Linked DNA regions of Homo sapiens: region 2 is linked to region 1. A link is an interaction called in ENCODE POLR2A ChIA-PET data of the cell type or tissue named here. Cell type or tissue: MCF 10A. All regions are shown on one strand. Each heading gives the region's core, and the rest is flanking DNA. Links, peaks and the distances in the headings are about the cores only. Region 1 overlaps PHACTR4 (phosphatase and actin regulator 4). Region 2 has its middle 14 kb from the start of MED18.

Evidence for each region. Peaks named below come from ENCODE experiments on the same cell type or tissue, not always from the same donor. Only the 100,000 strongest peaks of a DNase experiment are listed, where the experiment ranks them.
Region 2: POLR2A ChIA-PET joins it to region 1 with 5 read pairs; 4 of 35 experiments call an interaction of 5 or more read pairs at or near these places.

The regions. Positions count from the first base shown.
Region 1 is chr1:28,414,892-28,419,290 of GRCh38, forward strand. The region is part of intron 2 of PHACTR4 (phosphatase and actin regulator 4); the gene reads left to right. Among named protein-coding and RNA genes, the nearest start is that of PHACTR4, 47 kb to the left of the region's middle. RefSeq lists a silencer at 2,562-2,621. In MCF 10A, for the core only: no CTCF peak of the experiment used is centred there; a DNase peak (open chromatin) is centred at 2,660.
Region 2 is chr1:28,340,397-28,344,795 of GRCh38, forward strand. No RefSeq gene overlaps it. Among named protein-coding and RNA genes, the nearest start is that of MED18, 14 kb to the left of the region's middle. In MCF 10A, for the core only: no CTCF peak of the experiment used is centred there; no DNase peak of the experiment used is centred there.

The sequences.
Region 1 (4,399 bases), core at 160-4,159:
CTCATTTCAGAGACCTGGATAAAATACAATGAATGTATTACTTGTTAACCTATACTGGTGTATACTACCAGTTAAAAGAAAAAATTAGGCTGGGCGCGGTGGCTCACCCCCGTAATCCTAGCACTTTGGGAGGCCGAGGTGGACGGTTTGCCTGAGCTCAGGAATTCGAGACCAGCCTGGGCAACAAGGTGAAACCCCGCCTCTACTAAAATACAAAAAATTACCCAGGCATGATGGCGTGCTACTGTAGTCCCAGCTACTTGGGAGGCTGAGGCAGGAGAATTGCTTGAACCCGGGAGGCGGAGGTTGCAGTGAGCCAAGATCACGCCACTCCACGCCAGCCTGGGCAACAGAGCGAGACTCTGTCTCAAAAAAAAAAAAAAGAGAGAGAAAAGAAAGAAAAAAATTCATGGCTACACTGTACATAAGTGCTGAGTGAAGGAAGGATCCAGAGAGGATGTGCATAGAATTTGTGCTACCATGATGCTCCACACCCCACTACTTTCAAAAATAGCTAATTCGTGCTTCTGCTTTCTTCCTCCCTTTTCAACTGCTTATGGAGTTAACAGTCATTCTCCCAAGAGCATACCAGAACAAAAGGGACTGAAACCCTAGCATATCACTTATTTAAAAGTACTGAGTTGTGACTTCCTTCTAAAGATTTTTGAGGTGGAGGAGGATCTGCATACTAATTGCCTTCCCAAAATGTTTTAAATCATCTGAATACTTCATTAAGTTTCTATATACCCTCTCTTGTATAAATATGAACATGACTTGTTGAAAATACTTTTTTGGGTGTGTTTGGTGATTGTTTAATGAGATGTAGATTATCAGTTTGCATTCTGAATTTAAAGCTAGTTGCAAAGGCTTTATTCATATGCATGGCATTCTGGAAACAAATTTATAAGATAATACCTCCTTTTGATTAGAATTTGTATCATATAGGAAATAGGAGAAGTAGTTTGTTAAGGTAGCAAATAGAATTTATTATTTCCTAAACAAAGTCAATTATTTTTTTCTTATTCTGTATCTGAATTTATGAATTATTATGATGATGCTATAAAGGAGTTTTTTTCTAGCTGTTTAAGAACATTTGCCAAGGAGCCAAACTCAAGACATAATGCACTTCAAAGTTCATGGGAAAACATTTTTGATGTTATGTTGTTATCACTTGAAGCTCAAAATATGCCAGTAACATAGTCCTTCCCTCCCTCCTCTTTAAGAATGAAAGACAAAATACAAGCTTAATTAGTTTTGAGGTCCTCAGGGTGTAGGAGTTAAATTCCTCCAGTATTACATGATGCCAAAATTGATGCTAGTTCCATTTTTTCTCCTAGTGGTCTTGATGAGAAATTTAATATAGCATTATTATAAATATATATTAAATATCCTCTGTCATCTTATTTCCTGAAGGGGTATAAAGGTCAACATGTTTTTACTGTTACATCCTACCCACTGCCCAGTAGTAAACACACAATACATATCTGTATGTGTTTCTTCCAGTGGTTTTAATTTTTCTGCATAAGATAGAATTACCAATCTTAAGGAAAACAGAGTACACAGGCACCAAATTCTGTGAACCTGAATAACAGATATTATGTAATTATTTTTTCTGTCAGTAGAAAAAGATGAGCTGTAGTAGTAGTAGTAGAAGCCTGGAAAGGCAGTAATGCTGACATTCTGGACTATTGCCTGTGTCCTCTCACCACTTTTTATCACTTCTGACTACGTCTTACTCCTAGAAAATCATAGCAAGTGGGATAGGTTGACTAAATGCATGGACTGGTTTCCATCTGAATTTATTGCTGCAAACTGAGCCCTTATCAATGTGTCATGCACCCTGGACAGACGATGATATATGTCATACAAATGTTTTCTTCCAGCCTGTGGCTTGTCTATTTGCTTTCAGAGGCTTTTAAAGTAATGCAATCCAATTTAATCCATTTTCTCTTTTATAGTTCATAATTTTTGTGTTTTCTTGAAGAAATCTTTGCTTAACCAAAGATTAGGTTTTATTTTAAGTTGTTGATTCTTTTTGAGTTAATTTTTAGATATGGTACAAAGTTGGAAATATTCTCCTTTGTCCACTGAATTACCTTGACACCCTGTTGAATTCCTGATGAAACTGGTAATTTTCTTTCTTGCTTTTTTTTTTCTTTTTTTTGCTGTTCCCCCCTTCCTTCCCCCTGAAATGGGTAATTTTCTAGGAAAATATAATTTGCCAAAGGAACTCAAGAAATAAAAATCCTATGTAGACTAGTGTTAAAATGTGATTAGGCCAGGGGTTTTGTGGACAATTTAATTCATGTTGATGAAGCAGATGATTGCAGTAGTCCCTCCTTATTTATGGGGGATATACCAAGACCAAGAATGCCAGTGGATCCCTGAAATCATGGATAATACTGAACCCCAATATGTACTGTTTTTTTCCTGTATATACATACATACATATGTACCTGTGATAAAGTTTGGATTATAAATTAGGCACAGTAAGAATTTAATAACAATAACTAATAATAAAATAGAACAAATAAGTAAAACAAAGATTACTTGAACACAAGCACTGCAATACCGCCACAGTTGATATGGCAACTGAGATGGCTGCTAAGTGATTAACAGGCAGTGAACACATACGGTGTGGATATGCTGGACAAGGTGATGGATGATTCACCCCTGGGCAGGACAGAGCAGGATGGCATGAGATTTCATCATGATACTCAGAGTGGCACATGATTTAAAACTTACAAGTTATTTATTTCTAGAAATTTTCCATATTATATCTTTGGACTGCAGTCAACCACAAGTAACTGAAACTGCAGAAAGTGAAACCACAGATAAGAGGGGACAGCTCTATAATGCTATATCAATCAGTATAGCAGAGAAAAAGAAAGTATACCTGTTTATTTTATAAAGTTGGCAAAATCTTGATAACTAAAAGCTGACAGTCTGGGCATAGTGGCTCATGCCTCTAATCTCAGTCCTTTGGGAGGCCCATACGGGAGGATTGCTTGAGCCCAGGAGTTCAAGAACAGCCTAGGCAACATTGGGAGACCCTACAAAAAAAAAAAAAAAAAAGACACAAGAATCTTTTAAAAAGTTAGCCAGGTATGGTGGCACACATCTATAGTCCCAGCTATTTGGGAGGCTCAGGTGGGAGGATTGCTTGAGTCCAGGAGGTCAAGGCTGCAGTGAAATGAGATTGTGCCACTGCACTCCAGCCTGGAGGACAGAGCACAGCCCTATCTCTAAATAAATAAATGCTGACAAAGATAGTAGAAAAATACATTTGTCCGGCTGGGTGTGGTGGCTCATGCCTATCCCAGCACATTGGGAAGCCAAGGCAGGCAGATCACATGAGGTCAGGAGTTTGAGACCACACTGCCCAACATGGCGAAAGCCTGACTCTACTAAAAATACAAAAAAAAAAAATAATAATAATAATAGCTGGGCGTGGTGGCAGGCAACTGTAACCCCAGCTACTTGGGAGGCTGAGGCAGGAGAAACATCTAAACCTGGGAGGCAGAGGTTGCAGTGACTCAAGATTGCGCCACTGCACTCTGGACTGGGTGACAGAGCAAGACTCCATCTCAAAAACAAAAAACAAAACAAAACAAACAAACAAATACATTTGTTCTATTCCACTTAATACAGCTGTAGAAAGTCTATATAAATTACATGTAGATTAAATCCAACAAATCATTATTTTTTCTTATTACAAAAACAATATATATTTCTTTGAGAAAAATGAGAAAATATGGCATAAAGGAGAAAATTTTAAGGCCAGGTGCAATGGCTCACACCTGTAATCTCAGGACTTTGGGAGGCTGAGGCAGTGGATCACCTGAGGTCAGGAGTTCGAGACCAGCCTGGCTAATATGGTGGAAACCTGTCTCTACTAAAAATACAAAATTTAGCCGGGCATGATGGTGTGCGCCTGTAGTCCCAGCTACTTGGGAGGCTGAGACAGGAGAATTGCTTGAACCCTGGAGGCAGAGGTTGCAATAAGCTGAGATTGTGCCACTGCACACCAGCCTGGGTGACAGAGAGAGACTCCATCTCAAAAAATAAAAAAAGGAGAAAAATTTAAATCATTTGACCTTTCTATCCATTGGTAATTACTAATAACATTTTGATATATCTACTTTTATGATTTTTTTCTAGGGAAGTTTTCTATGTACAGTAGTTACATTTTTTAACATGCCAATTTATAGCTAGCTGTTTTCTGCTTGTTTGGTGCCCGCCCCCATGCCCAGCTAATTTTTTTGTATTTTTAGTAGAGACAGGGTTTCACCATGTCGGCCAGGCTGGTCTCGAACTCCTGAAATTAAGTAATCCACCCGCCTCGGCCTCCCAGAGTGCCAGGATTACAGGCGTGAGCGACCGTGGCTGGCCTGTTTTT
Region 2 (4,399 bases), core at 117-4,116, 75 kb before region 1:
TAACATTTACTTTCCTATTGCTAGTGAACAAGAACTCATAGCCACATCCTCACCAGTTGGTGTGATGTGGCATGACCCGTCTTTCTAGTTTTTTCCAGTTTGATGGATGTAAAATGGCAGCTCTTGGTTGTTTTGATTTGCTTGTCTCTGGTTATAATTACATTTGAATCTTTTCATTTCTTTCTTTGTATGTAACAGTATATAGACTTTTTTAGTATGTGAAACTAAGGTATCTATATTCTTTGCCCATTTTTTATATTTTATTTTCAATGGTATTGATCTGCAGAACCTTTGTATATTCTAGATATTAATCCTTTGCTTAAAACATTGCAAATATCTTCTCTCAGTCTGTCACCTTTCTGTTAACTTTATCTGTGATGTCATTAATTAAGCAGAGATCCTAAATTTTGACTATATTATGGTTTGGAATCTTGTTCCTTAGTTTTTCTTTTTGAGACAGAGTCTTACTCTTTTGCCCAGGCTGGAGTGAAGTGGTAGGATCTCAGCTCACTGCAACCTCTGCCTCCCGGGTTCAAGCAATTCTCATGCCTCAGCCTCCTGAGTAGCTGGGACTATACGTGCATGCCACCACGCCCAGTTAAATTTTTTTACTTTTAGTAGAGACAGGGTTTTACTATGTTGATCAGGCTGGTCTCGAACTCCTGAGCTCAGGCAATCCTCCCGCCTCAGTCTCCCAAAGTGCTAGGATTAGAGGCATGAGCCACAGCGCCCGGCATAGAATTTTGTGTAGGAAGTCTTCATTTACCCTTAGGGAACAGATTTTCCTTCTTAGCTTTATAGTTTTAACTTTCACATTTAGGTCTTTAATCCATCTGGAGTCTATCTTCTAGGTGGTTTCAAGTAAAAATCCAGCTTTCTTCTCCTTGCAGTGAATTAGTTTTTCTACCACCATCTGAAAAACAATTTTCAGTGCTTTCTGATGCTACCGTTGTTACATATTAGGTTTCCTCGTATATACTTTATTTTTAAGCTCTCCATTCTATTTCATTTTTTATTTCTTTGTTTCAGTGCCCGCAACACAATGTTTTTATTGTTATGGCTTTATAGTAGAGCCATTTCTACCAATAGGGCAGGTACCCTTACCTTTTTGTCCTCTAAAATAGACTTATAGTGTAGTAATATTTCAAAAAATAATAATAAAGAAAAGAAAATAGATCTAGCATCCAGGCATGATGGCTCATGCTTATAATCCTAGTACTTTGGGAGGCCGGGGCAAGAGGATCACTTGAGGCCAGGAATTCAAGACCAGCCTGGGCAACATAGCAAGAACTTATCTCTCCAAAAAAATTTTTTTTGAATTAGCCAGGTGTGATGGCATGCACCTGTGGTTCCAGCTATGTGGGAGGCTGAGGTAGGAGGATCTCTGGAGCTTGGGCGGTTGAGGTTGCAGTGAGCTGTGATGAGATCACTACATTCCAGCCTGGGTGACACATTGAGACCCTGTCTCAACAACAACACAAATATAGACTGGGTTTTCATAGGCCTTTATTCTTTCATATTCATTTTAGAGTAAGTTGTAGATTCTCAACATTACTACTGGAATTTTATTGGAATTTCATTGAATATGTATTGATTAATTTGGAAGAGAACCAACATCTTTTCATGGAACATTTCCTGCCCAGAATTCAGTGTGGCTGGCTTTCTTCACCTTTTAGGTCTCTGCTAAAATGTCAGAGAAGCTTCCCTGACCATCCAGAATTAAGTAGCAAACTCATTCTCTGTCATTCTCTACTCTCTATCCCTTTATCTTTTTTTTTTCTTTTTTATTGAGACAGAGTCTCACTCTCTTGCCCAGGCTGGAGTGCAGTGGCACCATCTGGACTCACTACAACCTCCGCCTCCCGGGTTCAAGCGATTCTCCTGCCTCAGCCCCCCAAGTAGCTGGGATTACAGGCGTGTACTACCATGCCCAGCTAATTTTTATATTTTTAGTAGAGTTGGGGTTTCACTGTGTTGGCCAGGCTGGCCTCGAACTCCTGACCTCAAGCAATCCACTTGTCCCAGCCTCCCAAAGTTCTGGGATTACAGGCATGAGCCACCGCACCCAGCCTCTTTATTTTTTTTCTTTTTTTTTTTTTTTTTTCGAGATGGAGTCTCACTCTGTCACCCACGCTGGAGTGCAGTGGCGCGATCTCGGCTCACTGCAACCTCTGCCTACCGGGTTCACGCCATTCTCCTGCCTCAGCCTCCCGAGTAGCTGGGAGCCTGCCACCATGCCCGGCTAATTTTTTGTATTTTTAGTAGAGGTGGGGTTTCACCTTGTTAGCCAGGATGGTCTCGATCTCCTGACCTTGTGATCCACCCGCCTTGGCCTCCCAAAGTGCTGAGATTACAGGCGTGAGCCACCGTGCCCGGCCTTTTTTTTCATATTACTATCTGACTTTATTATTTTTTATTTTTAATTTTTGTCTTTTGAGATGGAATTTCACTCTTGTTGCCCAGGTTGGAGTGCAATGGCATTATCTTGGCTCACTGCAACCTCCACCTCCCAGGTTCAAGGGATTCTCCTGCCTCAGCCTCCCGAGTAGCTGGGATTACAGGCATGCACCACCATGCCTGGCTAATTTTGTATTTTTAGTAGAGACGGGCTTTCTCCATGTTGGTCAGGCTGGTCTCGAACTCCCAACCTCAAGTGATCTGCTCACCTTGGCCTCTCAAAGTGCTGGGATTACAGGCATGAGCCACCATGCCCGGCCCAATTTTAGTATTATTAGCAAGACTGTATGCTTCCTAAGGAGAGGAGCTGTGTTTTGTAGTATAGCATAATGATTAAGAGCACAAACTTTGGAATCTTAGGTTTAAATCTAAACTCCACTGCATGTATGTTGTTCAAGCTGGGTAAACCTCCGTAAGCCTTAGTTTTCTTGTCTGCAAAATGCATATGATCATAGACTGTTCCTAGAGATTGTTGTAGAGATTAAATGAGATAATCTACTCATTTAGCACAGTGCCTGGGACATAATAATTGATCAATAAATAAATATTTATGCCAGGCACTGTGTTAAATGTTTTATTTAGCAGTGTTCTAAATACTTTTTATTTCTATGAACCCCATAACCCCTACCTAGCTTAGTACTACTCATATAATTGACCTTTCAAATATTTGTTGAGTGAATGAGTGAGTGAACTTGTGAATGCTGACTTGGAGACCAAAAGAATCTTGCCTGTGTAAGCTGGTTTGTCCCAGGTTAACATTCCTCTTCAATGAGGTGGTATGTACGCCATGAGGCTCAGCATCTGTAGTAAGCAGGAGGAAATTGTGGAAAGGGGGTAGCTTTTTGACCATGGCTTTCTCCTTTTTTTTTTTTTTTTTTTTGAGACAGAGTCTCTCTCTGTTGCCCAGGCTGGAGTGCAGTGGCGCAATCTCAGCTGATTGCAACCTCCACCTCCCAGATTCAAGCGATTCTCCTGCCTCAGCCTCCCAAGTAGCTGGGATTACAGGCATGCGCCACCACACCCAGCTAATTTTTTTGTATTTTTAGTAGAGACAGGGTTTCACCATGTTGGCCAGGCTGGTCTCAAACCACTGATCTCAGGTGATCCACCCCCCTCGGCCTCCCAAAGTGCTGGAATTACAGGCGTGAGCCACCATGCCTGGCTTATTTTTTTATTTTATTTTATTTTATTTTATTTTTGAGACAGAGTCTCACTCTGTCACCCAGGCTGGAGAGTAGTGGCACAATCTCGGCTCACTGCAACCTCTGCCTCCCAAGCAATTCTCGTGCCTCAAGCGATTCTCATACCTCAGCTTCCCAAGTAGCTGGGAATGTACCACCATGCTCAGCTAAATATTTTGTATTTTTAGATAAAATTTTTAGACAGGGTTTCGCCTCGTTGGCCAGGCTGGTCTTGAACTCCTGGGCTCAAGCGATCTGCCTGCTTTGGCCTCCCAAAGTGCTAGGATTACAGGTGTGAGCCACTGTGCCTGGCCAGCTGTGGCTTTTTCACTCTGAAGAAGCCATTCACGCTTTAGTACTCTAATTTATTTCTCAGAACTGAAAAAACAAATTTTAAAAAGTTGCTCTAGGTAGCCGGGTGCGGTGGCTCACACCTGTAATCCCAGCACTTTGGGAGGCCAAGGCAGGTGGATCACAAGGTCAGGAGATTGAGACCGTCCTGGCTAACACGGTGAAACCCTGCCTCTAATAAAAATACAAAAAATTAGCCGGGCATGGTTGCAGGTGCCTGTAGTCCCAGCTACTCGGGAAACTGAGGCAGGAGAATGGCGTGAACCCAGGAGGCGGAGCTTGCAGTGAGCCGAGATGGCGCCACTGCACTCCAGCCTGGGCAACAGAGCGAGACTCCGTCACAGAAAAAAAAAAAGTTGCTCTAGGCAAAAATGTTAAAATTTACAACATTTAAGGTCACGGAGAACATG